Linked DNA regions of Homo sapiens: all the other regions are linked to region 4. A link is an interaction called in ENCODE POLR2A ChIA-PET data of the cell type or tissue named here. Cell type or tissue: OCI-LY7. All regions are shown on one strand. Each heading gives the region's core, and the rest is flanking DNA. Links, peaks and the distances in the headings are about the cores only. Region 1 overlaps UBASH3B (ubiquitin associated and SH3 domain containing B). Region 2 overlaps UBASH3B (ubiquitin associated and SH3 domain containing B). Region 3 has its middle 31 kb from the start of UBASH3B. Region 4 overlaps UBASH3B (ubiquitin associated and SH3 domain containing B). Region 5 overlaps UBASH3B (ubiquitin associated and SH3 domain containing B). Region 6 has its middle 22 kb from the start of UBASH3B. Region 7 overlaps UBASH3B (ubiquitin associated and SH3 domain containing B).

Region 1 (4,478 bases), core at 111-4,110, 58 kb after region 4:
AACATATGAACATTTACATTGAAAAATGTGAAAAAAACTTAAGATGTAATGGTGTTTGGAAAAGAATTGTTAACTGTATCCACTAAACCATAAAGCTTAACAAAATCCCAAACTTGGGAAATGAATTTTAAAAATGGACTCACCATGTGTAACTCTGGTCAGAGCCTAAACAAAGGAGGAGACAAAGCTTATGATGTCAGCCCATCTCATTCAGCACTGGGGACTTTGTGCTAGTTCAAAGTGTTGAGGAATTGGATCTCTACCTAATCATAAGAGACTGACCTCTTCCTCACTCCAACAGCGGTGCTGCTCCCGGGGGAATGATGGTTACCTCAGTTTCTCTTGGCCTCTCAGATGTGCAGCATGTCGGGTCTCCGCTAGTACCCACACATGATACCTCATGCTGCAAACCTACCCACTGAATACGGCCAAGTGAATAAAGCACCACCAACAACACGACCTCTAGTTCCACTGCTGGGCTCTGGGTACCATTGTCAATTCCTTGATCGATTTCCAAAGCTAAACAATAATATTTACGTAAACCTTAATAGATTACAAGACATTGAAATATCAGTCATCTGGGCTGGGCATGGTGACTCATGCCTGTAATCCCAGCACTTTGGGAGGCCGAGGCAGGTAGATTACTTGAGCTCAGGAGTTCAAGACCAGCCAGAGCAACATGGCGAAACCATGTCTCTACAAAAAAATACAAAAATTATCTGGCTGTCATGGCATTTGCCTCTAGTCCTAGCTACTCAGGAGGCTGAGGTGGGAGGATCGCTTGAGCCCTGGAGGCGGAGGTTGCAGTAACCAGAGATTGCACCACTGCACTACAGCCTGGTGGCAGAGGGAGACCTTGTTTCAAAAAAAAAAGAAAGGAAAGAAAGAAAAGAAAGAAAGAAAGAAAGAAAGAAAGAAAGAAAGAAAGAAAGAGAAAGAAAGAAAGAGAAAGAAAGAAAGAAAGATTTAAAAAGAAAAATCAGTCATCTGATGTGTTTCTCACAATAATTTTGGAAGGTGGATAATATTATCCACAGGCATTTCACAGAAGAAGAGATAGCATAGAGGTTGCAGGAAATGCCAAGAACACATAGCAGCTTCCTAAGATTCAAACTCAATTCGGTGACTCCACGTGCCACACTCCTCTGAGTTGTGAGTTCTCTAAGATGAAGATCACATTTTTCCATCTGTAAGACACTGAGTGTTGCCATGAGGATTAAATAAAATAACCTAGGTACAGCAGGCACCTAATAGATACCAGTTCCCTCCCATGCCCCTCCTCCATCAGGGGCGAAAAGATTTAAAAATAATCCCAATCCGGGCGCAGTGGCTCACGCCTGGAATCCCAGCACTTCGGGAGGCCAAGGCAGGTGGATCACCTGAGGTCAGGAGTTCGAGACCAGCCTGGCCAACATGGAGAAACCCCGTCTCTACTAAAAATACGAAAATTAGCTGGGTGTGGTGCTGGGCACCTGCAGCCCCAGCTATTCAGGGGGCTGAGGCACGATAATCGCTTGAACTGGGAGGTGGATGTTGCAGCGAGCCGAGATCGCAACATTGCACTCCAGCATGGGCTACAAGAGCAAAACTCCATCTCAAATAAATAAATAAATAAAATCCCAGTATATGGTCTGCACACACTACACATTTATAACCACAACTTCAGATTAAAGTGAACATTAATGACCGTACTGAAGCAAATAGATTTCCAGAGGCATGGGGAGTGCTGGGTGTCGGGTGGATGGAATGTGGGGGCTGTGGGATCATTGGGAGTTAGGGAACTAGCTTTAGGTTCTGACCATTGTAGCAACTCAGTGAGCCTCCACACACGGCACCCAGGATGCTCCCACACCTGGTTTCTAGTATCCTCACAGCTGGCACCTGCCTTACCAAACATATGCCCCAGGCTCTCCCATACTGTGAGTGCAGTTTTCATTACATAATGCATCCATCTTCTTGCTCTTCTTTAGCCTTATACCATCCTAATTTTCTATAGTTCCAAAGCCATTCTCTCCTGCCTTGTTGCAAGGTGGGGAGAAAATGTAAAATTCAAATGGTCACATAGTGTTACTTGGGAACAACTTTTGCCAGAGCCTAGATGAGGGGCATGGAAGATTTTGGAAGGTGGGGAGCAACAGAAGATAGAAATCCATGCCTGGTGTGAATTGCAACAAAAATTTGGCGTGACTATGGGGGTATGGGTAGGGGGAGAGGAGGTCATCTGCAATGTTGACAACTTTTCATCTAATACGACAGAGGAGAATTCCAACTCTAAGAGAAGAGATCTGCCAGGTATACTGGCAAGAACACTGAGACTACGTGGCTGAGCCCAGCTCTGCCCTTAATTTGCCAGAGCAGTCATTCCACCACCCTGGTTTCCTCACTGAGAGAATGTGCGGGTTGGACAGGGCTGGCTTTGGAATGAGACAAATCTAGGTTCAAATGCAGGCTCCATCACTGACTCGTTATGCAACTTTCGGCAAGTTTCCTTACATCGCCACGCCCCAGTGCTCTTAACTGTCAGATGAAAATGAGAGAATGTGTTTCCGGAGGCTGTTTGAGAATTAAATGAGGAGGTATATAAATATACTCCCCCTTGGACAGTGTCAGGTCTATGAAGCTCCCAGCACAGCAGCTGCTTCCTCTTTTCTTTATTCTAAGTTGCTGTAAACCCATGTATCTATGGTGCAACGCAATGACTCAATCCTTGCTTATTTAATGTGGCTATCCTGCCCAACCTAAGTCCTGACTATCAAGGTACTGAGGTGCTGTATGCTGAAGCAGCAAATAAACAATTCACATTGGACAAGAAGATGGAAACAAGTGTGAGGGAGGATGGTGGAGGAAAAAGGATCCAGAAGTGGGAGGCAGTGGATCTGGGTTCGAATTCTAGCGCCCTCAGTCACTAGAAATCTCTGGAACTCTATTTGCTTCAGTACGGTCATTAATGTTCACTTTAATCTGAAGTTGTGGGTATAAATGTGTAGTGTGTGCAGACCATATACTGGGATTTTATTTATTTATTTATTTGAGACGTAGTTTTGCTCTTGTAGCCCATGCTGGAGTGCAATGTTGCGATCTCGGCTCACTGCAACCTCCACCTCCCAGTTCAAGCGATTATCATGCCTCAGCCCCCTGAATAGCTGGGATTTCTGAGCTTCAGTTTTCTCTTCTGTAATAAAGGGAATAATCACATATGTAAAAGTACTTTGTCGATTGGAAAGCGCAATTGAAATGTTAGTGGTCTGTTATGCCACCATTCCCGTTGTTTGGAGAGTCCAATTACTTGAGTTTGAAAAATGTTTTGAGAGCTATCTAATTCCTCTTAGCAGTCAAACAAAACTTCAAACTTCCCCCCCAAACCCTAATCTTCAAAATCAAATGGCTGCTATGTAGATTACTGATGTATCCCCAAAAGAGCTGGGCTGACTTTTCTTTGCTATGAACAAACACCGCCAGTGACCCACTGGAGTCACCAACTCCTGGTGGCCTGATCTTTACTTGAAAAACAATACGGTAAACCACCCTCCTATTTTAACAGCTAGCACAGGGCAGGGCGGGAGGAACCCCCACCCACGCTTGCTCTGAACAGAAATCGTGCTGCAGCTGATGTGAAAACAAGATAAGGAGAAATGTCTGTCAACAGACTCCGGCCTGCCCTAGAACTGGGGTGCTCTCCGTGTATTCTGTACAGATGGGAAGGCAGGGGCCATTAGCCACCTGCAATTCTGCTCTGATGTGGCTGCGGTACTAAACACGGCCCAGGAAAGGGTGGGCATAGCTCGGACACACGTGCAACTTACACATTCTAGTCTTTAGCTAAAGTCTTTGAAAATACAGATTTAGAAATGTAGTATTGGTTGGGTGCAGTGGCTCACTCCTGTAATCCTGGCACTTTAGGAGTACCAGGTGGATCACCAGAGGTCAGGCATTTGAGACCAGCCTAGCCAACATGGTGAAACCCTGTCTCGACTAAAAATGCAAAAATTAGCTGGGCATGGTGGCAGGTGCCTATAATCCAAGCTACTCAGGAGGCTGAGGCAGGAGAATCGCTTGAACCCGGGAGGCAGAGGTTGCACTCCAGCCTGGGTGACAGAACGAGTCTTCATCTCAAAAACAAAAAGAAAAAAGAAAAAGAAACGTAGGGCCCTGAAGAAATCCTCATTAAGGTTAAAATCCTGCCGGCTTATTACCGAGAAATTAAAAACTATTTGGGGCCGGGCGCAGTAGCTCATGCCTGTAATCCCAGCGCTTTGGGAGGCCAAGGTGGGCAAACCACCTGAGGTCAGGAGTTCAAGACCAGTCTGGCCAACATGGTGAAACCCCGTCTCTACTAAAAATACAAAAATTATCCAGGCATGGTGGTGGGCACCTATAATCCCAGCTACTCAGGTGGCTGAGGCAGGAGATTCGCTTAAACCTGGGAGACGGAAGCTACAGTGAGCAGCGATCGCACCACTACACTCCAGCCTGGGCAA
Region 2 (4,478 bases), core at 191-4,190, 82 kb after region 4:
CAGTATTTGCATATAACCCATGCACACCCTCCTGTGTACTTTAAATCATCTCTGGGTTACTTATAATACCGATTACAACATAGAAGCTATGTAAATAGTTGTTATACTGTATTGTTCAGGAAATAATGGCAGGAAAAAATTCTGTTCATGTTCAGTACACATGCAATTTTTCCCCCCAATATTTTTGATTTGCAATTGGTTGAAACAACAAATTCAAAACCTATGGACATGGAGGGCCGACTGTATAACATTTCATCTAAGAGAAAAATGTACCCAGGATGAAGTTATCCATGGATTCATCAACAAACATAAGCAAGACCCAGAGGTGTTGAAAATGCAAGGGCTTGAGTGATAAAGGCGGCTTTCATAAAGGTGGCTGAGTCACACAGAAGAGCCTGGGGGCGGGAGGCAAAGGTGAGCAGGAAGGGCCAGAAGGTGACAGTGATGCCAGGAAATACAGAAGGGAGCCTGAGGGGAAGACAGGGAGACAACAGTTCAATAATGCAGGGATGCTGGAATGTCGCTATTTAGAATTTTTTTTTAGACAGGGTCTGGCTCTGTCACTCAGGCTGGAGTACAGTGGCACATTCTTGGCTCACTGCAACCTCCATCTCCTGGGCTCAAGCAATCCTCCCACCTCAGCCAGTGTAACTGAGACTACGGGCCTGTGCCACCATGCCCAACTAGTTTTTGTATATATTATTTTTTTGAGATGGAGTTTTGCTCTTGTTGCCCAGGTTGGAGTGCACTGGCGCAATCTCGGCTCACTGCAACCTCTGCCTCCCAGGTTTTCAAGCGATTCTCCTGCCTTAGCCTCTTGAGTAACTGGGATTACAGGCACCTGCCACCACGTCCAGCTAATTTTTGTATTTTTAGTACAGACACGTTTTACCATGTTGGCCAGGCTGGTCTTGAACTCCTGACGTCAGGTAAACCACCTGCCTCGGCCTCCCAAAGTGCTGGGATTACAGCTGTGAGTCATCCTGCCCAGCCAGTTGTTGTATTTTTTTAGTAAAGACGGGGTTTCTCCTTGTTGCCCAGGCTGGTCTCGAACTCCTGGGCTCAAAGCGATCCTCTTGCCTCAGCCTCTCAAAGTGTTGGGATTACAGGCCTGAGCCACCACACCCAGCCAAAAATTTTTTTAATGAAATCTTACAAGGGCTGTTAGGGTGAGGTGGGAGAGCTGAGGGGTCTAAAGCCAGATAAACTTCAGTGCATTGGCACAGTCACTTCTGAGTGGGATAAATCCTTTAATGTATCTGTCTTGCTTTTCTCATTTGTAAAATGGAAGTACTGCTTACTACTTTCCTCAGGATTGGGAAAAGAGTAAAATTACACATAGTAGGTTCAGAACAAATGTAAGCTCTCACTCTCTCTCTATTTAATTGTAAAGAAGTTCCAAATACCCTGCAGTTCCAAGATGGTCCGCTGCAAACTGGAGGAAAATGGGCTCTGCCTTCAGCAGGTGCCTCCTTGTTTTGTGATTATCTACTGTGTATGCGTCTATCTCCTTCCTACTCTCAGGAATTCACTGGGGCCAGGATTACATCCTGTTTATCTCTGGGGGCCATGGACCCCAGTGCTTGGCTCATCAGAGGTGCTCCTTGCAGCTTTGAAGAACTAAATTGCACAGATGGGCAAAGCAGACATAAACTGTCTTACCCAAAGTCACAGGACAGAACAGCGGCTGAGCTAGTTCTAGAACTTTGACCTCACAGTCCATTGATTTCATGATGCCACATGGTCTCAGACCAAACAGAACAAAGACTCTGATCTCATCCAGTGACATATCAATTCCTCTCCAAATCCCCACCAAATGGGAACTGCCACAGAACGCTGAGCATCCGCGTCACCTTTCTCTTTCTCAGAACAGCATCCACACTTTCACACGGAGGAACAGAACCAACACTCAAAACAACTCTTAAAACACTTTCCTGCAATGTGGTCTCTAAACACAGGAAACAGCAGCTGGCTGCATTGCCAGTAATGCTTATTTGCCAGTCAGGGTGCTAGAGCTCTGTGTGCAAGTTTAAAGCTGTGATCCAGGAACAAAAATAAACCAGCAAAGCAGAAACCGAGGCACCATAAACACGGGTCTAATAAAAGGTTTTTGGAGCCAGGAAAACTTGGGTTAGGGACCCAGCTCTGCCACTTAATCATGGTGCATGTTTAATAAACTCAGTTTCCTCATCTGTAAAATGGGTTTATTAATACTAACTGCAGGCCAGGCACGGTGGCTTATGCCTGTAATCCCAGTACTTTGGGAGACGAAGGTGGGTGGATCACCAGAGGTGAGGAGTTCGAGACCAGCCTGGCCAACATGGTGAAACCCTGTCTCTACAAAAAATACGAAAATTAGCCGGGTATGATGGTGCACGCCTGTAATCCCAGCTCCTCAGGAGGCTGAGACAGGAGAATCGCTTGAACCCAAAAGGCGGAGGTTGCAGTGAGCTGCGATTGTGCCACTGCACTCCAGCCTGGGCCTCAGAGCGAGACTCCGCCTCAAAAAAAAAAAAAAAAAAAAAACTAACTGCAGAGCTTTGCTGTGCTGAGTAAGAAGACAATGTTTGGGCTGGGCGCGGTGGCTCATGCCTATAATCCCAGTACTTTGGGATGCCGAGGAGGGCAGATCACGAGGTCAGGAGATCAAGACCGTCCTGGCTAACATGGTGAAACCCTGTCTCTACTAAAAATGCAAAAAAATTAGCCGGGTGTGGTGGCGGGCGCCTGTAGTCCCAGGTACTGGGGAGGCTGAGGCAGGAGAATGGCGTGAACCGGGGAGGCGGAGCTTGCAGTGAACTGAGATCGCGCCGCTGCACTCCAGCCTCAGCAACAGAGCTAGACTCCGTCTCAAAAAAAAAAAAAAAAAAAGACAGACAATGTTTGTAAGGTGCCATGGCTTATGATTGGCACATAAGAGATGACTGAATGGTATTTACCTCCAACAGCTTTGAGAATCTAATATGAATTCACTTGACAAAATCCAGCTCTTCAGAGGAACGAGGGGCCCCAACTCGAGTTATTTTCACTAGCTCTTTCATGATTCCATAGCACCGTTTACATCTCTGTGTTTGTGGGCACTTAGCAGACTGCTGTATACTTATTTGGTTTTCTTTTTTTATTTTGATATAATTTAATTTTTATTTTTGTTTTCCCTACTAGACTGGGAGCACCAAGGTGGCAGCTCATTCTCTAGCCATATCTGTTTCTTTTGATACTAGCAGAGCACACACTTAATAAATGTGTGTGGGAAAAACAACAACACAGCCCTATTAACAGGAAATTAGTGGAAGAAAAAGAGGCATCCTGAACCCTAGATATGCAGCTCTAAAAAGATACTCTAATATTCTGGCAGGAGTCCAGCAGTAAGCTGAGAAAGGCTGAAGAAATTTGAGAGTACTTCCTTCTTCATCATGATCTTCTTTTTCTTTTAAAGTAGAAAATCCCCTCTGCAGAAAGAGCAATTCCAGAGCAAAGAGGACCAAACAAGGAGATAGGATTGGACTCTTTAGCAAAAAAATATGCATTCTCTCCATCATCAGAAATTGCAGTGACAATAGAAAGAGCGCCAGGCCTTCTGGAACTTTTTTAAGTGACGGAGTCTCACTCTGTCGCCCAGGCTGGAGTGCAGTGGAGCCATCTCGGCTCACTGCAAGCTCTGCCTCCCGGGTTCACGCCATTCTCCTGCCTCAGCCTCCCGAGTAGCTGGGACTACAGGCGCCCGCCACCATGCCTAGCTAATTTTTATTTTTATTTTTGTATTTTTAGTAGAGACGGGGTTTCACCGTGTTAGCCAGGATGGTCTCGATCTCCTGACCTTGTGATCTGCCCGCCTCAGCCTCCCAAAGTGCTAGGATTACAGGCGTGAGCCACCGCGCCCAGCCCTGGAACTTTCTATGGTAAGGAGTTAAAGGTTGGCTAAGGCTATTCCTTTTACTGCTGAAAACTTCAGCCTCCTAACTTACAAATTCAAATCCTCCTGAGTCTCAAGGGCCTGCATCCCCAGCTCAACAGTTCCTTTTCTTCCTCCTAAGGTGGCTGTTCTGCCCTGGCTTGGTTACACTGGACTTGCTTCCCATCTCCTTTGCTGAGGCCTCTCTCAGCAGTAATCCCTTCCCAAAATGCTGAGCACAACTCACTGTCACGTGCCCAGAGGCCAGACAGTGGCTGGCCAGTGAACGCTTGCCCAACCAGCGAATGCTGAGGGCTCATCTTTCCTAAGGCCATTGCTCAATTCCATCAGTTCATCACTGCACATCCCCTCAGCCCTGGGGTATGGATAATCCATCCCTAACCAACCTGAGAATCATGCCCATGAAAGCCGCTATCCAGAAGCTGATCCATAAAGGACACCCCTAGAGGCCATGTCCCTACTGCAGGCTGGCCCAGCCTGGTCCCCCAGGGACTTTAGGTATGCTCCTGACTCCAACACAGAATGCTTGGGTCCTTCTGAGGAGGCTAACCAGGAAGCTCTGCTG
Region 3 (4,478 bases), core at 111-4,110, 130 kb after region 4:
GGTTTCACCATGTTGGCCAGGATAGTCTCGATCTCCTGACCTTGTGATCTGCCCGCCTCAGTCTCCCAAAGTGCTGGGATTACAGGCGGGAGCCACCGTGCCCGGCCTGTGACTGTTTTTAAACAGGTGTCCTTGTTATAATACTAAAAAGCCTTTGGGACTTTTATTTTCTGTTTCGGTGGAAGGGCCTGGCAACATCACAAAAGGATGACACTAGGCTGGGCCTGGTGGCGCGTGCCTGGAATCCCAGCACTTTGGGAGGCCAAGGCAGGTGGATCACCTGAGGTCATGAGTTCGAGTCCAGCCTGGCCAACATGGTGAAACCCCGTCTCTACTAAAAATACAAAAATTAGCTGGCTGCAGTGGTGCATGCCTGTAATCCCAGCTACTTGGGAGGCTGAGGCAAGAGGATTGTTTGAACCTGGGAGGTGGAGGTTGCAGTGAGCTGAGATCATGACACTGCACTCCAGCCTGGGTGACAGAGTGAGACTCCATCTCAAAACAAACAAACAAACAAACAAAACTGACACTAGCTTTGAATGGTTCTCTATTCTTACTTCTCAGGGAATGAACCTTAATAAGTCAATTGGCTTCAGAGTCTCACCTTGGTGGAGGTACGGGACTATGAGGGGATGTTGCCAATTCCTCTTTCCCCTCTGTTCCAGAAAGTCACAGAAATGGGGCAGTGGAACAGGTTCTCCTCAAATAGGTTCTTACTAGAGATTCCCTTAGTGAAGTGTTTGGGACTTTGGAAAAAGTAAGAGAAGACTCTAGCTTCTTGCAGCAAAATAAGAACAAATGCAGTATGGAAAACAGAGGGGCAGGTCACTTTTGCGTGTGAAAGCAGATGTCTAAACCATCTGTAGCCTTTCCAAAGCCTGGCACCTTTGCACCCTGTAATGTGAGGTGGAGTTTCTGGAATACTTAGTGCTGGAAGGTGGCAATCTGTAAAGAGGCAGAAAACTACTCTCTCCAGCTGGGAGCTGGAGCCCTGGCTCGTGCTGGACTCTGATGTGGCTGCTGATATGGGCAGGAGAAGGAGCATGCCTAGCTGGCTGGAGCTTAAGGTCCAGCTGTTAACCTTGAGCCAAACTGTATGAAGAGTACCAACCTTCAGGCCATAGAGTCTCAAAGGAAGTTCCTCAGAGTCAGGAAGAGACTACCCCGAGCATGTTATGCTTGAGGTGGGAGGTGTCTGAGGCTCAGAAATAGGACTTTCATGGAGACGGATGTGTGCTGCTCCAGCGCGCTGGGCGCTGGAGCAACACTCTCACAGCTCAACACTCTCCAGCACATGGGAGTGAGCACTTCTGGGGTCAAGGCTCATTAAAGTGACACAGGGGACTCTGGTTAAAAGACTGTCTATCTCTCTACTTTTTTTTTTTTTTTGAGACAGGGTCTCATTCTGTCACCCAGGATGGAGTGCAGTGGCACCATCTCGGTTCACTGCAACCTCCGCCTCCTGGGTTCAGGTGATTCTCCTGCCTCAGCCTTCCAAGTAGCTGGGATTACAGGCGCCTGCCACCACACCTGGCTAATTTTTATATTTTTAATAGAGACGGGGTTTCACCGTGTTGCCCAGGCTGGTCTTGAACTCCTGACCTCAGGCAATCCGCCCACCTCAGCCTCCCAAAGTGCTAGGATTACAGGTATGAGCCATTGCGCCCGGCCCCATCTCTCTACTTGAGGAGGCAGAATTCTACTTTTCTTTTTTTGATGGCTTCGTAAACCCATAGAGCTTTTATTTTTCTAATAGAGTATTTTTTTAGAACAGTTTTAAATTCACAGCAACGTTGAACAGAAAGTACAGAGAGTTCCCACAGATCCCCCACCCACCCACACAGCCTCCCCCACCATCAACATCATTACAATAGGTGAACTAACATGGATTGACACATCATTATCAACCAAAGCTCATAGTTTACATTAGGGTTCACTCTTGGTGGTGTACATTCCTTTTTTTTTTTTTTTTTGACAGAGTCTCTCTCTGTCACCCAGGCTGGAGTGCAGTGGCACAATCTCGGCTCACTGCAAACTCTACCTCCCAGGTTCAAGCTATTCTCCTGCCTCAGCCTCCCAAGTAGCTGAGACTGCAGGCACGCACCACCATTCCCGGCTAATTTTTTGTATTTTTTTGTAGAGACAGGGTTTCACCATGTTGGCCAGGCTGGTCTCGAACTCCTGACCTCAAGTGATCCACCCACTTTGGCCTCCCAAAGTGCTGGGATTACAGGGGTAAGCCACTGTGCCCAGCCCATTCCATAGGTTTTGCCAAATGTGTGATGACATGCATCCACCATTGTAATAGTATACAGAATAATTTCACTACCCTAAAAATCCCCCCAGCCCCCATGGAACTTTTTTAAAGGAAGGATTTCTGGGTATCTCCTAAGATCTATGGAACTGGAATCCTTACAGGCAAGACCCAGGAATTTGCATATTAATGTTTCCCCCACCTACCTCCATACAGAGGGTGAAATTTAGACAGCTAATCCAAGCCATGGTCAATGTACAGAAACTTCTAGATGATACAATATCTAAGGCCTCTTCTCATTTTAAAATTGTGCGATGTATTGGCTTAGCCTGGAAATTCACTCCCAGTTGACTTCAGAAAGAATCAAGTGGTTCTCAGGGGACCCCAGAGGCCACCCATGAGTGGCTGGTTTGGAAGGGTCCTCCTCCCACTGCAAGTCTTTTCTTCCTATTAGATGGGGGATTGGGTTCTCGGACGTCTTGCCTTCCACTAAGGACACTCAGCAGAATTCCACGTGAATTTTTTCACATTTTCATGTGGTGGATGATGGCCAAAGTTTGGAACAAAACAAAGTGAAAGAAAGCCGGGTGTGGTGGCTCATGCCTGTAATCCCATCACTTTGGGAGGCCGAGGCAGGTGGATCACCTGAGGTTGGGAGTTTGAGACCAGCCTGACCAACATGGTCAAACCCTGTCTCTACTAAAACTAAAAAATTAGCCAGGTGTGGTGGTGCATGCCTGTCATCCCAGCTACTTGGGAGGTTGAGGCAGGAGAATCGCTTGAACCCGGGAGGCAGAGGTTGCAGTGAGCCGGGATCACGTCATTGTACTCCAGCCTGGGCAACAAGAGTGAAACTCTGTTTCATAAAACAAAACAAAGGGAAAGAACAAAAAACACGTATATTTTCTGGAGTTAGTACCCTCCGTCTTTGCTGTATAATAAGATTCCCACAGTACTACAGCAGCTTCCTTTACACTCAAGAAAGCACACTTTATGCATTAATGCATGTGGCTCTTACCATGAGAAGACAGGATTCTTAGGCAAAAGGGGGCACCTTTGGAAGAGGCTCAGATATTGCTTTGTGGAGGAAATGTAGAGAAGATACACAGTTGAGTTATAGTCACCTGCCCTTGGCCTAGGATTGTGACACGTGGGTTCATGCCTAGAGGACTGGGGGCTTGACCCGCAGGGACGTGTTTGCATGAGAGGCTGAGGAACCTCCTGAGAAAGAACTTCTCCTGAGGGAGCAGGGTGGCAGGCAGACAGATGGAGAAGTGGGCCACCATTCTAACTGTCCTCTCCCTACCCCATGGATTCCATATCCTAGGAGGGGACCAGAGGAGTGGACAGGACCTGCAGGTGAAGCAACACAGAAAGAGCAGTTTTATCAGAAACTCTGAAAATGGCCGGGTGCGGTGGCTCACGCCTGTAATCCCAGCACTTTGGGAGGCTGAGGCGGGCGGATCATTTGAGGTCAGGAGTTCGAGACCAGCCTGACCAACATGGTGAAACCCCGTCTCTACTAAAACACACACACAAAATTAGCCGGGCGTGGTGGCGGTCACCTGTAATAGCAGCTACTTGTGAGGCTGAGGCAGGAGAATTGCTTGAATCCAGGAGGCAGAGGTTTTAGTGAGCCAAGATGGCACCACTGCACTCCAGCCTGGGTGACAGAGCTCAGAGCAAGACTCCCTCTCAAACAAAAACAAAAACAAACACAAAAACAACTCTGAAAATGTTTGGAGCATAAGGGTATTGGAACCCTTGGTCTTAAAGAGTAGCAAAGTGAAGAAAGGACACTTCTTACTTTAGCATGGTACTGCCATGTCCCCTCTCAGGAGCTCTGTCAACTGCCAAACCAGCAGTCTCTCCATCTCCCTGAGCTGCCTCTTAAAATGACCCTTAAAACCCAGATCGTCTTTATTTTCCTATTCGGCGAGATGCGTATAGAGGGAAAGCCTTCTCTGTGCTTTGTCCAGCTCTCATGAACTCTCACAGGTACCTGCTGGCTTCCTCCTGTGGGGAGCAGCGTAAGAGACCCATGTTTTCAGTTGCTGCCCTTGAAACCCCGTTGCCATATATGTGGGAAACTCTCTCACCACTGATGGGAGTGTTGGGAGATACTAACTAAAGCAGATCCCTTTCTGGAAGACCTGGGGTTCTTTTGTCTGCTGATTGGCTCAAGGCCTCTGGATGGTCTTGTTGAAACTTCCCTTAACTGCAT
Region 4 (4,478 bases), core at 328-4,327:
GAACCCAGTCAAGCCATGCCTGGGCTCCTGACCTACAGAAACTGGGAAAATGTGTGTTTTAAGCCACTAAAGTTAGAGTGCTGAGTCATAAAAAGTGAAAACACCTAGCTTTTCAGGAAGAGTGAAATAGGAAAGGAAGAGTGAGCATTGGCTGAAATGACCTGGTATGACCAAGCTCAGCACTAAAGGGTAACCTAGGCATTTAATGCAAGAGATGGAAGATCCCAATCCCATAACCAGTGGAAATTGCTGATCTGAATTCATTGCATTTCGCTCCTGCCATCAGTTAAAACTTGATTTAAGTCCTTCTAGGCTGAGAGTTAAAGCTTGGCAACTTAAGGGAGGGAGTAGAGTGGCGTGGAGTGGCAGGTGCATCTACTTATAATCGCACAGACCTAACCCATCTAATCTCAGTCCCCACATATGTAAACGAAAGGAGATTCACACCAGCTGTTAGGGTTATGTGACATGCTTAGCTCTGAGTTTGGCACAGGGTCGGTGTTCTACGGCCACTGGGTGCCCCCTCCGCCCCCACCACTGACTGCCCTTTCCAGCTGTCCCGACTCTAAGCAGGCTAGGCCTGTCTGGGAAGCTCCTGGAGGGAATCTTTTGGTAAAACAGTTCCTGGCAGATGCTCTGGAGGCTTACTCTGCAGCTGAAATCTCAGGAAATTCTACTCTGCCCGTTCCACCACTGCTAAGCTGCTAAGAAAGGTTACGCTCAATTTCCTGAAATTATTTACTGCATCCCCCTTTATGGGAGTACTTTACATATTATAAATGGGACTTGACCAAACACGCCAGGAAGTGAGAGGGGTCCAAAACTCTCTAGCCAGCCGTGTGTCTGCTGGCCCAACTACGATACCCCCCAGACCGGCCCCACCCCCGGCCACATCTTCGCCTTCCTTCTGGGCCTCAGTTCCCAGCGCTCAGGGAATCTGGCAATTTGGCACTTGGTAAAGACACCTAAGCCCTTGCCAGACGAAGGGCCCCCAGGAAGCTTCGACTCAAAAGGAGTGGTTGAGTGTTTAAAGAAGGTCTTGTCGGCCTGGTGCGGTGGCTCACGCCTGTAATCCCAGCACTTTGGGAGGCCGAGGCGGGTGGATCATGAGGTCAAGAGATAGAGACCATCAACATGGTGGAACCCCATCTCTACTAAAAATACAAAAATTAGCTGGGTGTGGTGGCAGGCGCCTGTAATCCCAGCTACTCAGGAGGTTGAGGCAGGAGAATGGCTTGAACCTGGGAGGCGAAGGTTGCAGTGAGCCGAGATTGCACCACTGCACTTCAGCCTGGCGACAGAGTGAGACTCTGTCTCAAAAAAAAAAAAAAAAAAAAAAAGGGAAAAGAAGGTCTTGTCTTCCCATTGGGCTTCTGAGCACTCAGAACTCTTACCCCTCCTGAGCCCTCCTCCCTCAATGCCTTAGGAGGGAGGAAAACAGGGACTGAAAGGTGATTATTAATTGTATACTATGGATTGAGAATATACAGCCCATTTGTTTAACACAACACAGCATGAAATATCTAGATGTATCAGGTATATGCTGTCTTCATTCATTTGTGCTTCTACGACAAAGTGCCATAGACTGGGGTGGCTCATGGACAATAGAAATGTATTTCTCACTGTTCTGGAGGCTATCGGACCAAGCTCAGGGTGCCAGCATGACTGAGCTCTGGGGAGGGGCCCCTTCCAGGATGCAGACTGCCAACTTCTTATAGCCTCACACAGTGAAAAGAAGGGGAGAGAGCTCTCTGGGGTTTCTTTCACAAGGGGACTATCCCGTTCATGAGGACTCAACCTCCTGATATCATCACCTTGGAGGTAAGGATTTCAGCATATGAATTTGGGGGGAACACAAATGTTGAGTCCATAATATCTACAGTAACATGCCCAGTACTGCATCGGGACATCCCTTGGTGTGACAGTAAGTGCATGTGCGTGTAGGCAAAGATACTTAGGTTCTGATTTTAGATCGAATAATAGTATATATATTAAGATACGATATTTAGGATACGATGCTCACAGAATTTCAGGCCTTGGAGACTAAGATCACTTACTTCAATCCTCTCACGTTACAGATGAGGAACTAAGACCCGCGGAGGCAAGTGATTTGATGGGGACAGGAAGCCAGGTCTCCTAACTCCCCAAATTGTGCTCTTGGCACATTACCATGCTGAGTCTCTGTCTTTTTTGCTTAGACTGTGCTTCTTAATTTCCACTGGATCGAGTGCAACCTCTTTGGTCCAGTGTTAATTTGCTGAGAGGCTTGAGGACCCCCTTCATAGGGAGCAGCCTAAGAGATGACCACTCAGCTTGCCTTTGGCTCTGCAGTATGGTCATGGCAGGGGAGATGGGTTGTTCCTGTTCACAGCTTAGCCCTCCTTGCCTGAGGTCTAACTTCCTCCTTTGACTTCCTCCACAGTGGCTGCCCCTAGGGCCTACCACAGCCCTCCACACTGGGGCACCACAGCCTTTGATAGAAGCTAGAACCATCAGTAATGTGAAAGAGGCAGAAATGGCCCCTTCCCTGACATTTAGGAACCAGACACTGGAAATAAATGGGGTGTAGAGGGGATGAGGCAGGAAAAAAAGGCAGTGTAAGAAGGACTGTGTATCTTGCACTGTACTAGGCACATTTGCTCATGTAGCAATATTTTATTTAATCCTCAGGGCAGGCCTTGAAGGCAAATTTTAAAGACCAGGAAGCTGAGGCTTAAAGAAAGAGGCAGTATTAAGCTTCAGCTTACAAATGTGCAAGGGTAAGAATCCAGTTACTGGCTCTAATTATCGAGATGTAGTCAGTTTCACATTTCTGGACTACAAAGAGGACTCAATTCAGCTCTAGGTAACTCTCCATGGTTGTCAAGGCCAAAAGCTCTTGAGAATTTTCCTCATAGTTCATTCTTATTGCCACACTCAAATGCTGCCCCTGAATACAGTCAGCCTTGATTCCTGTTAGGCCAACACGTGTTAATGCTTATGCCTAAATCGGGATGGATTCCTTCCGTCCTAATTAATTGACCCTCTTCCATAACCAGCTCATGAACTGCCCAGGAACTCCTGTGTTCAGTGCCTTCCGTGGTAATGGGGAGAGGAACACTGCAATGTTTAGGTACAAAAGACTCCTGTAATTAGCTCTAAGCCCCAGGAAACAGACAATCAAATTAATCAGTGAGTATGGGAAAAAAGCAGATTATAATTAATTACCTATGTTTATGCCAGGGTTATCTTTAGCCATAAGTTTTCTTTTTTATCTTAATAGATACCCAATCTTAAAATTATCGGACCTCGGGCCTGAGTCGACAAAGCCTGAGTTGACAAAGCCTAATTTGACTTCTGTCCCCAGTTCAGAGGAGGATCCGAAATGAGTCAATTCTCCCTGCCTTGCTTCCTCCTTACTGATATGGCCTCCCTCACAGAGTGGGAGGGAGAGATAAGCAGCTCAGGGCTGAGAGCCGCTTTGGTACAACCCAGGAGCAGAGAGCATGCCTTTTCCCTGCAGAGCCATTTTCATTCATGGTGGAGGCTTTTTTGAACCTGGCCAGGCAAAGCTCCTCGGTGTCAGACCAGCACTCCATGTGGCCACACCCTCCTGTCCCGGTTGTTCCCTCTGCTTGCCAAAGCGATAACCTGATCCTCGCTTTCCATAAGATAGAAGAAAATGTTCAAGTCTTTTCCACAGAAGGCTATAAGCCAAAAGGCCAACTGCTATGTGGGTTACCGGAGCCTTCTGCATGGGCGAGGTGGGAAACCGAGACTCTGAGAGATGGGAGTGGAGCTGCACGTCCTTGTGCTCATGTATTAAACTGAACTCCTGGTGACGTGCAATGTGAGAATGACAGTGGGTATTAGCTTTCACTACATATGCTTAAGAGCTCTGGGGCATCATTGAAACCCACACAGAGATTATTCAGCGTTGAACCATGAAAAGAGAGAACCGTGTAGTCTGACTTCTCTCCATTGCATGGTGGAGGGAACCAAGGCTTAGAGAGAACAATGGCTTCTTTAAGGTCCCAGTGACTTGGCGCAGAGCTTACATTTAAGTCCGTGTCAAGTGCCCATTCCACCGCTCCAACGTGAGCCTTCTTTCCACCCCTTTTGACTATCGTGCAGCTCTAGGAGGAGGACCGAGCTGGTGGTAGAGTCAGGGGTCTAGTCCTGCTCTGTCACTAGCGGTATGACCTTGGGCAAGTCCTCCAACCTTCCAGGGGTCATGAAAAATGAAAAGGGGCTTACGTGGATCTCAAGGGCCCCTTCCAGCTCTGATAGCCTATGAGTTTCTGTGTGCTGCGGATTCTCTTCTTTTTCTGTCCACCAGAGGGAGGAAGTTGGGCGGTTTCCTTAACCTTAGATCACCATGAGTGGCTGAGGTGTGGGCTGATGATGAAGAACAGCCTTCAGGGAGTAAGGGGTTCATGGAGAATCCTCAGTGGGAACCAAGGCCAGATGCCAAAGCAGGAATCACACTCACAACACCC
Region 5 (4,478 bases), core at 277-4,276, 88 kb after region 4:
CACAGTCGCACCATTGCACTCCAGCCTGGGCAACAGAGCTCAGTCTCGATAAATAAATAAATGAATAAATAAATAATAAATTATTCCCTAGGCTCCATCTAGGTCTTGAGGAGGCTGGGGAGGAAACAGAAACACACTCTTACCAGAAGACTTAGAATAGTTTATTAACATACCCAGAGTCCCCTTCTGTACTCAACACTGTAAGCCCAACCACCATGCCTACCATTTATCGTGCACTTAAGGTCAGGCTCTGCACTCACCATTCTTATGTGTATTATCTCATCTAATCATTGTAACAATTCCTTGAGGCACAGACTATTACCTTCATTTAACAGAAGACAAAACTGAGCTTAGAGGAATTTGGTAACCTAAGTGGAGTAGGAATTTGAATGTACATCAGTTTGATCATACACTCAAGTACCAGACACACCACTCTGCATTCTGCCCCAGGAGCCCTTTCTTGAGGCCACAAGAATAGGAACATGCTTCCTATTTCTACCACAGAGGTTCATCTGGCAGCAGCAGGTGGAGGCTGGGATAGGTGGTTGGCAGAGACTTGGTGCTCTGTGACCCGTAAGTACAATCCTGTCCCCATTTTCTCACAGTTGGGAGCTGAGATGGGCAGTGTATATACACACACACACACACACACATTCACACTCAGAAACACATACACACACACACTATTCCAGAAAGTGTGATAACCATTCCAACTCCAGACCACATCACTAGACAGCCAACCCCACTGCATTTAGCTGGGGCCAAGTCAAAGAACAAACCAATGGGCAAGTCGGGTTGCCCTCTTGACCCCAGTTCCATGTAATCTAGAGACTTCATATCATTTATTTAGATCTCAAGTTTCCTTCCTTCTGCTGTTCATCAAACCTTCATGAACACTAGCTACATGCCAATACCATGGATGCTGGCTAAGAACTCTTGAGTGTGCAGTTGATTGCCTGGGATTTGCATCCTGGTTTCTACCACTTTCTAGCTGTGTGATGTTGGGCAAGTTCAAATCTCTGTGCTTCAGTTTTCTTATCTGTAAAATGGGTATAATAATAGTTCCTATCTCATAGGGTTGTTATGAAGAATAAAACAAAATAATACATATGTTAGGTGTTTAAAATATTGTCTGGCACACTGTAGGTACCCAGTGAAGGTTAGCTATGACTACCTGGTGCTTGGGTTGGAAATGGTAAGGGTGACAAGTTAGTAACAGAAATGTCATGAACTCAGGGGAAAGGCAGACCAAGCGCTTACATACACACATGCTGTGGCTGACAGAATAATAGTCACCAAAGCTGTCCATGTCCTAATCTGCAGACCCTGTGAATATGTGACCTTACATGGCAAAAGAGACTTTACAGATGTGATTCAGCTGAGGAGCTTGAGCTGGGAAGATATAATCATTAGGGCCCTTACAAGGAAAGGAGTGAGGCAGGAGAGTCACAGACAGAGACAGGAGGTGATGATGATGAGGAGGGCTTGGAGTGACGTACTTGAAGATGGAGGAGGAAGGGGCCACTAGCCAAGGGATGGAGGCGGACTCTGGAAAAAGTCAAGGAAACACATTCTTTCCAGGAAGAACACGGTTCTATTGACGCGTTGACGTTAGCCTATGATATGCATTTCAGACTTTTGACTTCCTAACTGAATAAATGGGAATGCATGTGTGTTGTTGTAAGCCACTGAATTTGTAGTAATTTGTGAGAGCAGCCATAGGAAGCTACTACACATGCTTTTGGCTATATTTGCTGCATTTCACAAAGCCTCTTGTATTTCACAAAAGCCACCTGCTAACTCATTATGACTCATGTCCCTAGTTCCCAAGGGATAAAGTGAAAATTTAAGCTTCCAGAAGGATGTGTTTACTTTGGTGGAGATGGCTTCTCGAGTGACTCCTTCTGTTCCTCACGCTGACGGAATTAGCCTCTCTGAAACAGTGGTGCTTGGCAAGGAAGAAGACTAGAATAGCCCACTAAATACCACACAAAACCAACAGTTCACAGTACTTTGAGAGCCTCAAAGTACCAGGACCCAATTGTTGGTAACAAATAATAGTATCACTTTGCATGTGCATGACTTTTTGTGGTTTTTATTACTTTTATATCCACTGCCTCATTTCGATGCAGCCACCTATAGAAATAACGTTCAAAACCACATCCTCAGAAAGTGACAGATCCAGGACTTGAGCCAAGTCTTTTGTCTCTAAAGCCAATTTTCTTTCTGCTATAGCAGAATATCGCTTGTTCTTACCCTCATGGATGGGTGACTGAGACTACTGTCTATCCCTTCAATATCCTATCACTGGTACAAGTGGCACTTTCTCACCCAAGCATCTCACCCACCTAGAGAGATGCCCACTCCCATGGCCTACGGACAGGTTAGCTTTGTCTTCTACAGGCTGAGATGCAAACAAAAGGCCAGAAGCAAGAGAGGAGCAAAAGGAAAAGACAGAGAAAACCATATGAAAAGGCTAATTCAGAGAACAGATCCTCCCATTCTTCCAGAAAACAGAGCCAAAACCTTGTTAGAAAGCTGACTCGGCCACGCATGGTGGCTCAAACCTGTAATCCCAGCACTTTGGGAGGCCGAGGTGGGAGGATCACCTGAGGTCAGGAGTTCAAGACCAGCCTGGCCAACATAGTGAAACCCCAACTCTACTAAAAATACAAAAAAAATAGCCTGGTATGGTGGCAGGCGCCTGTAATCCCAGCTACTTGGGAGGCTGAGGCAGGAGAATCGCTTGAACCTGGGAGGCAGAGGTTGCAGTGAGCTGAGACTGCATCATTGCACTCCAGCCTGGCAACAAGAATGAAATTCTATCTCAAAAAGAAAGAACAAAAGAAAGCTGTCTCTAGGTGCCTGGACTCAGAGAAGTAGCCTGATATGGAAAAAAGAAACCATGGTCTCAACTGAGATCAGCAGGCCTAAGCTCTGGTTTCTATCACAGACTAGCCGTGTGGGATCTTGAAAATATCACTTCATTTTCTGGTCTCATTTTACTTAAGTGTAAAGAAAAAGGGTACTAGACTAGATGAGCCCTACTAGCAATTCCAGCTACAGATTTCTGAGCGTCTACCTCTGGAGGTTTCTTCCAAGCAGGATCTTACACCTGAGGCATAATATTAAATTATTTGAACTGTCTACTGGCCTTCCCAGAATTTTTCCTCTCCTCTCAAACTGAAGAGTATTGCTCCTGTCTTATTGGTGCTTCAGATGTAATCGTGTGCTCCCTGTCTGGTTTATGACCCTCACCCTCCCACACTGATGTGTCTTCCATCTTCTGTCTCTTGCCTCGCATTTACCACGCTTTATCATAATCGTGTATCTTCCACCCTAGATTGCCAGTTTCCTGAGGGTGGAGATTATAGCTAATTATCTTTATACTCTCAACTCCTGTTATAATAGGATATTATAGTTGCACATAAATGTGTGAAGTGTCTGTACAGTATATACATACATATACAGAGAGAGAGAAAGAATGGACTGGGCGCGGCGGCTCACATCTGTAATCCCAACACTTTGGGAGGCTGAGGCGGGTGATCACCTGAGGTCAGGAGTTTGAGACCAGCCTGGCCAACATGGCAAAACCCCGTCTCTACTACAAATACAAAAATTAGCCAGGTGTGGTGGTGGTGCGTGCCTGTAATCCCAGCTACTTAGGAAGCTGAGGCAGGAGAATCGCTTGAACCCAGGAGGCAAAGGTTGCAGTGAGCTGAGATCACAACATTGCACTCCAGCCTGGGTGACATAGTGAGACTCTTTCTCAAAAAAAAAAAAAAAAAAAAAAAAGAATGCCATTATCAGGGGATTTGTCATGGAGAAAGTGGCTGAGGACCCTGGGCAGATCACTGTGCATCTTCATAGGTGATTTGGGGTAATCCCCTTAGTCTGGCTTGCTTCACAGGGTGTGAAGCTTAATAAGACTTGTGGCAGAAGAGATGAGGAGAGTGAGAGAGGAGGGGAAGAGAAAGTGAAAAGAAGGGAAGAGGAGCCAGATGCATTACAGTGGAACTAGTTCTCCAGGATGGGTAAAATCTGATTAGGAAAAAAGAGGGGAAAAAAATGAGCAATCAGGCAATTCAAGGAAAAGTTGATTCAAAATGAAACTGCAGCTGGGCGCGGTGGCTCATGCCTGTAATCCCAGCACTTTGGGAGGCCGAGGCGGGTGGATCACAAGGTCAGGAGATCGAGACCAGCCTGGCAAACATGGTGAAACCCCGTCTCTACTAAAAATACAAAAATCAGCTGAGCATGGAGGCGCGCGCCTGTAATCCCAGCTACTCAGGAGGCTGAGGCAGGAGAATTGTTTGAACCCGGGAGGCAGAGGTTGCAGTGAGCCGAGATCGTGCCATTGCACTCCAGCCTGGGTGACAGGGCGAGACTCCGTCTCAAAACGAAAAACAAAACAAAAAACAAAAGAAAAAAAAAACAAAAACGAAACTGCAGATGCCATGGTTGAGAACTCCAGCGAC
Region 6 (4,478 bases), core at 286-4,285, 120 kb after region 4:
CTCCCGACCTCAGGTGATTCACCCACCTTGGCTTCCCAAAATGCTGGGATTACAGGCGTGAGCCACTGCACCTGGCCTTTGTATATTTTTAAATAATATCATAATACAAAATGAGCTACATCAACACTGAAGGGCTACAGAATGTTTCCCCCTTTATTTATCTATTTAACAGAGGTGGGATCTCTCTATTTTGCCCAGGCTGGTCTCAAGGGATCCTGTGCCCTCAACCTCCCAAAGTGTTGGGATTATGTGTGTGAGCCACTTCACCCAGGCTTTTTTTTTTCACTTTAAAATGGTATCCATTTCTGAAGGAAAACATCAGCACGTTTTTGGGGATATAGAAGGACTGACTTTTGATGTTGAGAAATTGTTTGAATAGGATGTTGGCAGTACAGTTAAAAATGAAAAATTAGGTAAAAGAGATATTTTGGAAGTAAATCCACCCTTTCTAGAAGATTGAGACAACTTAGATATGGGACATTAAGGAGAAATGTTTGAGTCTACAGGACTAAGAAAATGGTAATGCCATTCTCAGAAACTGGTTATTCAAGAAGAGAAGCTTATTTAGGACAGGAAGAGAGGAGTTTGCTAAATTTATTTCGGATATGTTGAAGAAAGTGTCATGGCAGCAAACTGGAAATATGGAAGTGGGACTTGACAGATGTAAACGCTTCTCTTTCGAACCAAAGACACACCATATACCCTACTCCACCCTGGACCGGGGGCCTCTGTGCTCAGCACACTATAGATAGGGCTGAGTATAAAAACCACACACAGGGCTGGGCACGGTGGCTCACACCTGTAATCCCAGCACTTTGGGAAGCCAAGGTGAGTGGATCACTTGAGGTTGGGAGTTCGAGACCAGCCTGGCCAACATGGTGAAACCCTGTCTCTACTAAAAATACAAAAATTAGCCGGGTGTGGTGGTGCGTGCCTGTAATCCCAGCTACTAGGGAGGCTGAGGCAGGAGAATCGCTTGAACCTGGGAGGTGGAGGTTGCAGTGAGCTGAGATCGCGCCGCTGCACTCCAGCCTGGGCAACAGAGGGAGACTCTGTCTCAAAAAACAAAAAACAATACAACAACAACAACAACAACAACAACAAACCACACACAGGGCCCAAACCAAGGCTGGCTCCGTGGGACCAGAGATACTCTCAGTCAGCCTGAACCAAGCCCTAAACTGGAAGGCACCAGGAGCGGTAGGAACAGTAGCCGGCACCGCGTGTGGGGTGGGGCAAAGGGCCTGGAGCTCGCCTTACCCTGCATCCAGGAAGTTGCTGGCCTGACTTCCAGCCACCACCAGCTGTGTGAGTTGTCACTAAAAGGCAATTGTAACTGCCTCCTCTTTTTGGTTCAGATTACAAATGGTAACTAACCAACCCCCAAAAAGAAAAAAAATGTTCCGGTTTGGAAATCTGAGACCATCTGTTTCTCATTCTATTTCCCCTCTCTTTTCTGGATTTTTTATATTTGATCCTCTCCCTCTCTCACTCGCTCCCACTCCTGAAAACACACAGTTCAGCCAGGAGCATAGTGACCTTATTTGACTATCTTTTCTTTAATGAGAATGCTGGATTTGTTATTGGGATTAAATTTGAAAATTCCTTGTTTCCATTCAAAATAGATGCCTTGGATTGTTTACTTAAAAATGTTTTTTCATAAAAATTGTTTCTGTATTTAATCTAGATAATAAATAAATCTAAATGAAATAAAATAAAAATAAACAAAGTCACATATGATGAAGCCACATGTAGTTTTGTTGAAATCCATGCAAAATTCCATCTTAAAGTCTTTTTTTTTTTTTTTGAGACAAAGTCTCACTCTGTCACCCAGGCTGGAGTTCAGTGGCACGATCTCGGCTCACTGCAACCTCCACCTCCCAGGTTCAAACGATTCTCCTGCCTCAGCCTCCTGAGTAGCTGGGATTACAGGTGCCCACCACCATGCCAGGCTAATTATTTAATTTTTAGTAGAGATGGGGTTTCTCCATGTTGGCCAGGCTGGTCTCGAACCGCTGGCCTCAAGTGATCTGCCCCCCTCAGCCTCCCAAAGTGCTGGGATTACAGGCAAGGGCCACCTCGCCCAGCCTCTTAATGTCTTATTAACAGACTCATTTAAATTTAATGAAATGGCTGGATGTGGTGTCTCGCGCCTGTAATCCCAGCACTTTGGGTGGCTGAGGTGGGAGAATCACTTGAGGCTAGTAGTTCCAGGTTAGCTTGGGGAATATAGCAAGACCCCGATTCTACAGACAACTTAAAAAATTAGCCAGGCTTGGTGACACACCTGTAGTCCCAGCTACTCAGGAGGCTGAGGTGGGAGGATTGCACGAGTCCAGGATGTTGAGGTTGCAGTGAGCTGTGATCACGTCCCTGTATTCCAGCCTGGGTGATACAGCAAGTCCCTGTCTCTAAAAAAAATAAAAATAAAAATAAATTTTTAAAATTAATCAGAGGATCAGTTACGGATTAAAATGCAATATTGAACTCTCTGTATTGGAAGCAGCAACAGTGTTGCGAGGACTGCTTCTCTCCTGGGATTCAGGCATGGGCCGGCTGGCTTTAGAAACTCTCTATTTCCCTATAGTCTGGTGTTACAGGTCCCTCTTGTGTTGGTTGTTAACATTGTCTTGCTTCTGTTCTAGAACCATGAGAACCTGATTCTGTAATTGAGTTAATCAGCATATTGCAATCAATATTCTCCTCATCACCATCATCATCACCATCAATAGCTAGGTGTACATACAGAAGACAATGGGAAATCAGTGTAGGGTCGTTTAAAACCACGTGCTTTGTAGCCAGATGGATCTGAGTTCGAACTGTTATTTCTCAGCGATATTACCTGGGGCAAGTTAATTACACTTTTGTGTATTAGTTTCTGCATTGATTAAGTAGAGGTGATAATAATACTCATTTTCAAGAGAAAATAGGATAATGTATATAAAGTGTCCGATGTAGAGTCTTAAAAAATGTACTTCCTTTCCTATTCACTTCTTTTTCTAAGGAAGACAGAATTCTTTTTTATTTTTATTTATTTTATTTTATTTTAGAGATGGAGTCTTGCTCCATCGCCCAGGCTGGAGTGTAGTGACAAGATCTCAGCTCATTGCAACCTCTACCTCCCATGTTCAAGCGATTCTCCTGCCTCAGCCTCTCGAGTAGCTGGGACTACAGGCACCTGACACCATGCCTGACTAATTTTTGTATTTTTAGTAGAGACGAGGTTTTGCCATGTTGGCCAGGCTGGTCTCAAATTCCTGACCTCAGGTGATCTGCTCGCCTCGGCATCCCAAAGTGCTGGGATTACAGGCGTGAGCCACTGCGTCTGGCCCAGAAATTCTTGAAAAGTGAGTAAAGATGTAATCCAGGCAAATTGGATGTGCTGTGAACTTATCAAAGGATTGAGTAATTGTTAAGCTTCCTACATAATGACAAAGCAAAATTTTAAAAAATGACAAATTAGTCAAAGTATCATTTTAACCCATCATTATGCCCAGTAGAGGACCCCTTTGCTTATATCCTGTTTCCCTGTCTTCCTTCCTTTACTGTCCCCGCTCCGGAAGGCTTTGAAGGTCTTGGCTTTTCTTCTTGCGGTTGAAGTCTGGCAAGTGCCTGCTTGCTGCTTCTGTCCTACGACCCTGCTTGTAGCAAGTCCTCAGGTCAAGATATAAACACATTTTATTGCAATTAGTAGGGCAAGTTGTGTGTACAAAGTATTTGCTAAGGCACTACTGATTATACGTAATCATGCTTCTGCTCAACATAAAGGATTTCTCCTTCCTCTGAATTCATATGGGACGTGCAGTGCAAAAATTCATTGAACCCTTAGCATACACCATCTTGTTGTTTATACTACTTGTTCTAATATATACCTTTCCAGGATTCTTGGGGCTGTCTCAATTCCTCTTTGAATTTTTACCAACAAGCCTAGGCTTGACCACAAAGTCAGCTTTGGTAAATATTTATTGTATTAAGTTGAATTGTGTATCTTGTTTGCCTGAGGATACTGGAAATATTTCAAAGAAAGAAATTTGGTTCTCTACTTCTTTGTACCCCCTTTTTCCTCTTTTTAACCCACCATGATGCTCTCGAGAGGATCAGTACATCTTTGATAATATTCACAGTAAGTAATAGAACAAAGCCGACTAGAATTTTAATTTGCAAGCATCCAGCCCAGGACTGAACTTGCTGACAACAACCCTGCCAAAGGTCATTCCCCATTTGCCAGAGCAACTGTAGTTCTGGGGAATGCAACACTTATCAAGGCAGCTATTTCAGACAGAAATCTTATTTTTTTTTTTTTTTTTGTGACTAGAGACAGGGTTTCAGTATGTTGCCCAGGCTGGTCTCAAACTCCTGGCCTCAAGTGATCCTCCTGCCTTGGCCTCCCAAAGTGCTGGGATTACAGGCACGAGCCACTGTGCCTGGCCCAGAAATCTTTGTATGGGGTTACAGTTTTTGTCCCTTTAGATCTAAAA
Region 7 (4,478 bases), core at 269-4,268, 95 kb after region 4:
GTCTATCAGGGCAGGATGGATGGGGCAGATAATGATGGGGTCTCTTCAGCTTCTGGATGGCCAAGAAAGGAGATACCCTTACACAGGCTTATGCCGGCTGGGATTGGGGAGGCAGTGATAGTACCACCACATCATCATCAGCTGGAGCAAAGCTGGCGGGAGACACAGGATTCCCTAGGTTGGCTGCCTCTCTGAAAAGCAACGCCTTTAGCTCTGCGAATGACTGTCCACTCCCTGAAAGGGAGCTGGACTTTGAGGCAGCTGAGGGTGGGGAGCAGGTGGTGATCAAAGCCACAGGATAGAACAGTGAGGCAGGATACTCTTCAATCTCTGTAGTACTTAATCTTCCAAACCTCAGTTTCCTCATTAAATTATCAATGTCTGAGACTTAATAGTGATTATGTATGTGACTCTGCTTTGTAAGCTCGAACATGGTCTAAAAACTTAAGGTATTATTAGAAATTCTGGCGTAAGGCCAGGCGCGGTGGCTTATGCCTGTAATCCCAGCACTTTGGGAGACCAAAGCAGGCGGATTGCCTGAGCTCAGGAATTCGAGACTAGCCTGGGCAACATGGTGAAATCATGTCTCTATTAAAATACAAAAAATTAGCTGGGCATGGCGGCATGTGCCTGTAGTCCCAGTAACTCAGGAGGCTGAGGCAGGAGAATTGCTTGAACACGGGAGGCGGAGGTTGCAGTGAGCCGGGATTGTGCCACTGCACTCCAGCCTGGGAAACAGAGCGAGACTCCATCTCAAAAAAAAAAAAAAAAAAAAAAGACATTAGCGCGTAAGAGGGAATTTTCATAGAAGCTGTGTGCAAGGGGTTATAATTACCCTACTAGCACATCCAAATACCTGAAGGTCTACTCAGCAATTAAAAGAGATAAACTATTGATACATGCAGGATGAGTCTAAAAAATATGCTGAAGGAAAGAAGCCAAGTACAAGGGTATGCACTGTATGACCTACATGCAAATCTAGGAAATGCAAACTAATGTACAGTGAAAGAAAGCAACTGGGCTGGGCGTGGTGTCTCATGCCTGTAATCCCAGCACTTTGGGAGGCCGAGGCGGGCGGATCACCTGAGGTCAGGAGTTCGAGACCAGCCTGACCAACATGGAGAAACCCTGTCTCAACTAAAAATACAAAATTAGCCAGGCGTGATGGTGCATGCCTGTAATCCCAGCTACTTGGGAGGCTGAGGCAGGAGAATCACTTGAACCTGGGAGGCGGAGGTTGCATGCAGTGAGCTGAGATCGCAGCATTGCACTCCTGCCTGGGCAACAAGAGTGAAACTGTCTCAAAAAAAAAAAAAAGAAAAGAAAAGAAAAAGCGACTGGTGGCTGCTCAGGGTTGGGGGTTGAGAGAGGACTAACCACAAAGGGGTACAAACGAAACTTTTAGGGGCAGTGAACGTACTGTGTCTTGTAGCAGGTAATCACACAGGTACAGTTGTCAAAATGTATCAATCTTTAAATAGGGTTAGCTGATTGTACATGAGTTATAACTCAAAAAAGTTTTTTTAAAAAAAGCACATCGGCTGGCCGGGCAGGGTGGCTCCCACCTGTAATCCCAGCACTTTGGGAGGCCAAGGCGGGATGATCACTTGAGGTCAGGAGTTCGAGACCAGCCTGACCAACATGATAAAACTCTGTCCCTACTAAAAATACAAAATTAGCTGGGCATGATGGCACATACCTGTAGTCCTAGCTACTTGGGAGGCTAAGGCAGGAGAATCACTTGACACCTAGGAGGCAGAGGTTGCAGTGAGCTGAGATCACGCCATTGCACTCCAGCTTGGGCAACAAGAACGAAACTCTGTCTCAAAAAAAAAAAAAAAAAGAAAAAAAGCATATCAAGGTATTTTTTTTTTTGTTTTTTTTTTTTTTGGAACCAGGACCTCGTGTAGCCTGGAAAGTTCAGGAGACTTGCAGTTTAGCCTGAGGCTCTTATGGCAATGCAGTCCCTGCATACCAACTGTGTGACTCTAGACACGTCCTGAACTCCTCTAAGCCTCCAGTCTCATCTTAAAACAAAGCATATGTTGTGTGCTTTACCTCACAAGACTGCTGTGGGGTATCTAATACACATAAGAGCAATTTTTACAGTGTATAATAACACAGATAGAAGGGCGTGTTATGTGGGTGCACAGTCACAGCAGGTAGATTAGAGACTTCCTTGCCCTGCCCACCTATAAGAGCCCTTCAGCTCCAGGTGGGTTCCAGTTTTTCCTCTTTCTGTCTATCCAAGGCTGGGAAAGCAGCTGCAGCCCCCACGCCAGAGTCAGCTACATTTCAGAGATGTTGGGTTGGCCAAGTGTTCTCAGAGGATCCAATGTCAACCAACAGGTAAGCTGGAAAAAGCCAGGGAAACCAGATACTTTAATTCATGGGCTCCACATGCCGCTTCTCAACTCCTCATGCAGCCAACTTGGAGCTGCTTTTATCTTTGGGCAGTGAGGCATAGCTAACACAGCTTACTGTCCAAAGCCAAGTCAAAAGCGCTCATTCCAGCTCTTTCCTTCTGCCACTGCCTTGCTCTTTAATTTGGCATTGTTCAAATATTCTCAGTAGAAAAAAAAGGACAATCCAATAATACACGTAAATCCTCGCCAGACACCTCAACCACCATCTCACCTCCTCTCCCTTCTTGCAATCCAACACAATAATGCCCCAATCACATCTTGCATCCTGATCCTATCTTTAACTTTCCCAAGTTCTTTTCTGTCTGTTATCTCATTTTGTCTTTGGAAAGGCCCGTGACACATGACAGGTCTTGCCACGCACAGAAGCTGGTGAAGATATTAAGGAAAAGAGGTTAAATAGAAGACCTAAAAGGTGCAGATATCATTCAGAAGCTAGACCAGACCTTAGGACCTTTGATCCCTGCCACAGTGTCCTTCCCAAGACTATTATCTCTTAATCACTGGAAACATTAAAAAGCCATTTGTTGTAGACAAAGTTCTAGCCACCAGCAGCCTCAAAAAATAAAAATAATAAAAAAACTCATCAGGGTTGTATCAGCAAGGATTCCTCCAATTCAATTATTCAGTGACTTGCTCCAAGGCCCAGCATCAGCCCCAAGCTACAGAAGAGATGAGAGCCTGTCTCCCCAGAAACCAGAGGTCAGCAGGGGGATGACAGTGCTCTGACATCGGATCTGGCTGTGCAAAGTGATGGCTCTGATCTGAGTCCTGTCCCATCTTCTCCGGTGTTAGGCTCAGACCCTCTCCTGGCCTGTGAGGTCTCCTCTTCCTCAGGTCTTTGCCCCCAATACATTCTTTCTTTTCCTTCCAACCAACCTCACTAGCCTCAAGGAAGCTGGACCCTTATTTTTAGAACCCTTAAAACAGGGAAGTGCTAGTGGGCATAGAAAAAAGGAAGCGATTGGCCATTTTGACCTTTGAAAGGTTTCCTTCCTGATGCCTCCCGAACACCTCCTTAACTTGGACTTGCACACGAGCGCACACGCACACACACACCGTGAAATCGCCACTTCTCAGTCCTCCATGAGGCAAATTCTCCTATAGCAGTGTCTAAGTTGGACTGAAGTTCATATAGTGGAATGGAAAAAACCTAGCCCAGCTCCAGGGAGTAATGAGCTAGAGAGAGCACACCCTGAGGTCACCCTGCTTGAGCCAGCCCTGCAGCCCTCTGGTCCTCTTAGCTCTGTCAAGCACTTAACAAGCATGCAGTCATTAATTGCGTTCCCCTCAGAGGGCAACAGCATGGCCCTGAGGGGACTAAGTGACTTTTGCAAGACCACAGCACAGTGCAGCCCAGCACGGGCTGGGTGGGATCCAGCCTTGCTGGCCTCAACCCTCTCTGCCAGCCCACCAAGAGCCTGGCCTGAGTGCCCCTTCTTGGTGCCGCACACCACCAGACCCAGTTACACCCATAGGGGAAACTAGAGCTGTCAGCCCTGGCTGCTGTCACTCTGTCAAAAGGGCCTAGAGCTGTCAGCCCTGGCTAATGTCAGTCTGTCAAAAGGGCCAGGTTTGAGACAACCATCTTACCCCTTCTTAAAGCATCACATCCAAGTCTTCTAGACCCAGGAGACCATCACTGCTCTTTGGGGCTTTGGATTTTCATTATGCTCAGCCCTCCAGGCATAAAGCTCAAGAGAGAAGCTTCTGATGAGCTAAGCCCGATGCCCTTGCTCTTTCTTCTCAACTCTCAAAAATGAAGTTAAATGCCTGTTCTCTGAAGCCTCCGAGGGCCCCTCTTCATACTGGTCTAAGTTACTGGGGGGAAGGCCGACCACATCAGCCTTTCTGGGTTGAAGTAGAGGAGGGAAGCAAGCCTGGGCAAGGAGTCCAACTAGATCAGGTGACCTCCAGGACCTTCACTCCCTTCCAGGCAGAGAATTTAAGAAAAAGAGCAGCAAACCCAACCTCCCTCTCTCCAGGCCTGCTCTTGTTACCTCTTTGGTAAAGAGGGGCAGTGCTAGTAGTAATATAATAATAGCTGTGATAGGC

The links. ChIA-PET counts read pairs that join two places held together with the same protein. Peaks named below come from ENCODE experiments on the same cell type or tissue, not always from the same donor. Only the 100,000 strongest peaks of a DNase experiment are listed, where the experiment ranks them.
Region 1: POLR2A ChIA-PET joins it to region 4 with 58 read pairs; 12 of 35 experiments call an interaction of 5 or more read pairs at or near these places.
Region 2: POLR2A ChIA-PET joins it to region 4 with 18 read pairs; 12 of 35 experiments call an interaction of 5 or more read pairs at or near these places.
Region 3: POLR2A ChIA-PET joins it to region 4 with 15 read pairs; 11 of 35 experiments call an interaction of 5 or more read pairs at or near these places.
Region 5: POLR2A ChIA-PET joins it to region 4 with 31 read pairs; 18 of 35 experiments call an interaction of 5 or more read pairs at or near these places.
Region 6: POLR2A ChIA-PET joins it to region 4 with 29 read pairs; 11 of 35 experiments call an interaction of 5 or more read pairs at or near these places.
Region 7: POLR2A ChIA-PET joins it to region 4 with 33 read pairs; 18 of 35 experiments call an interaction of 5 or more read pairs at or near these places.

Annotation. Positions count from the first base shown.
Region 1 is chr11:122,695,987-122,700,464 of GRCh38, reverse strand. All of the region lies in intron 1 of UBASH3B (ubiquitin associated and SH3 domain containing B), which reads right to left. Among named protein-coding and RNA genes, the nearest start is that of UBASH3B, 43 kb to the right of the region's middle. In OCI-LY7, for the core only: no CTCF peak of the experiment used is centred there; DNase peaks (open chromatin) are centred at 1,874, 2,564 and 3,674; H3K4me3 peaks cover 2,999 bases; H3K27ac peaks cover 4,000 bases.
Region 2 is chr11:122,672,773-122,677,250 of GRCh38, reverse strand. The region is part of intron 1 of UBASH3B (ubiquitin associated and SH3 domain containing B); the gene reads right to left. Among named protein-coding and RNA genes, the nearest start is that of UBASH3B, 19 kb to the right of the region's middle. In OCI-LY7, for the core only: no CTCF peak of the experiment used is centred there; a DNase peak (open chromatin) is centred at 1,980; H3K4me3 peaks cover 649 bases; H3K27ac peaks cover 2,071 bases.
Region 3 is chr11:122,622,950-122,627,427 of GRCh38, reverse strand. No RefSeq gene overlaps it. Among named protein-coding and RNA genes, the nearest start is that of UBASH3B, 31 kb to the left of the region's middle. In OCI-LY7, for the core only: no CTCF peak of the experiment used is centred there; no DNase peak of the experiment used is centred there.
Region 4 is chr11:122,754,572-122,759,049 of GRCh38, reverse strand. All of the region lies in intron 1 of UBASH3B (ubiquitin associated and SH3 domain containing B), which reads right to left. Among named protein-coding and RNA genes, the nearest start is that of CRTAM, 82 kb to the left of the region's middle. RefSeq lists a silencer at 3,628-3,781. In OCI-LY7, for the core only: CTCF peaks have their summits at 2,265, 2,465, 4,092 and 4,300 (motif pointing right); a DNase peak (open chromatin) is centred at 2,429; H3K4me3 peaks cover 892 bases; H3K27ac peaks cover 2,677 bases.
Region 5 is chr11:122,666,355-122,670,832 of GRCh38, reverse strand. The region is part of intron 1 of UBASH3B (ubiquitin associated and SH3 domain containing B); the gene reads right to left. Among named protein-coding and RNA genes, the nearest start is that of UBASH3B, 13 kb to the right of the region's middle. In OCI-LY7, for the core only: no CTCF peak of the experiment used is centred there; DNase peaks (open chromatin) are centred at 2,072 and 3,893; H3K4me3 peaks cover 2,940 bases; H3K27ac peaks cover 4,000 bases.
Region 6 is chr11:122,631,531-122,636,008 of GRCh38, reverse strand. No RefSeq gene overlaps it. Among named protein-coding and RNA genes, the nearest start is that of UBASH3B, 22 kb to the left of the region's middle. In OCI-LY7, for the core only: a CTCF peak has its summit at 2,620; DNase peaks (open chromatin) are centred at 1,278 and 2,588.
Region 7 is chr11:122,659,272-122,663,749 of GRCh38, reverse strand. All of the region lies in intron 1 of UBASH3B (ubiquitin associated and SH3 domain containing B), which reads right to left. Among named protein-coding and RNA genes, the nearest start is that of UBASH3B, 5.8 kb to the right of the region's middle. In OCI-LY7, for the core only: no CTCF peak of the experiment used is centred there; no DNase peak of the experiment used is centred there.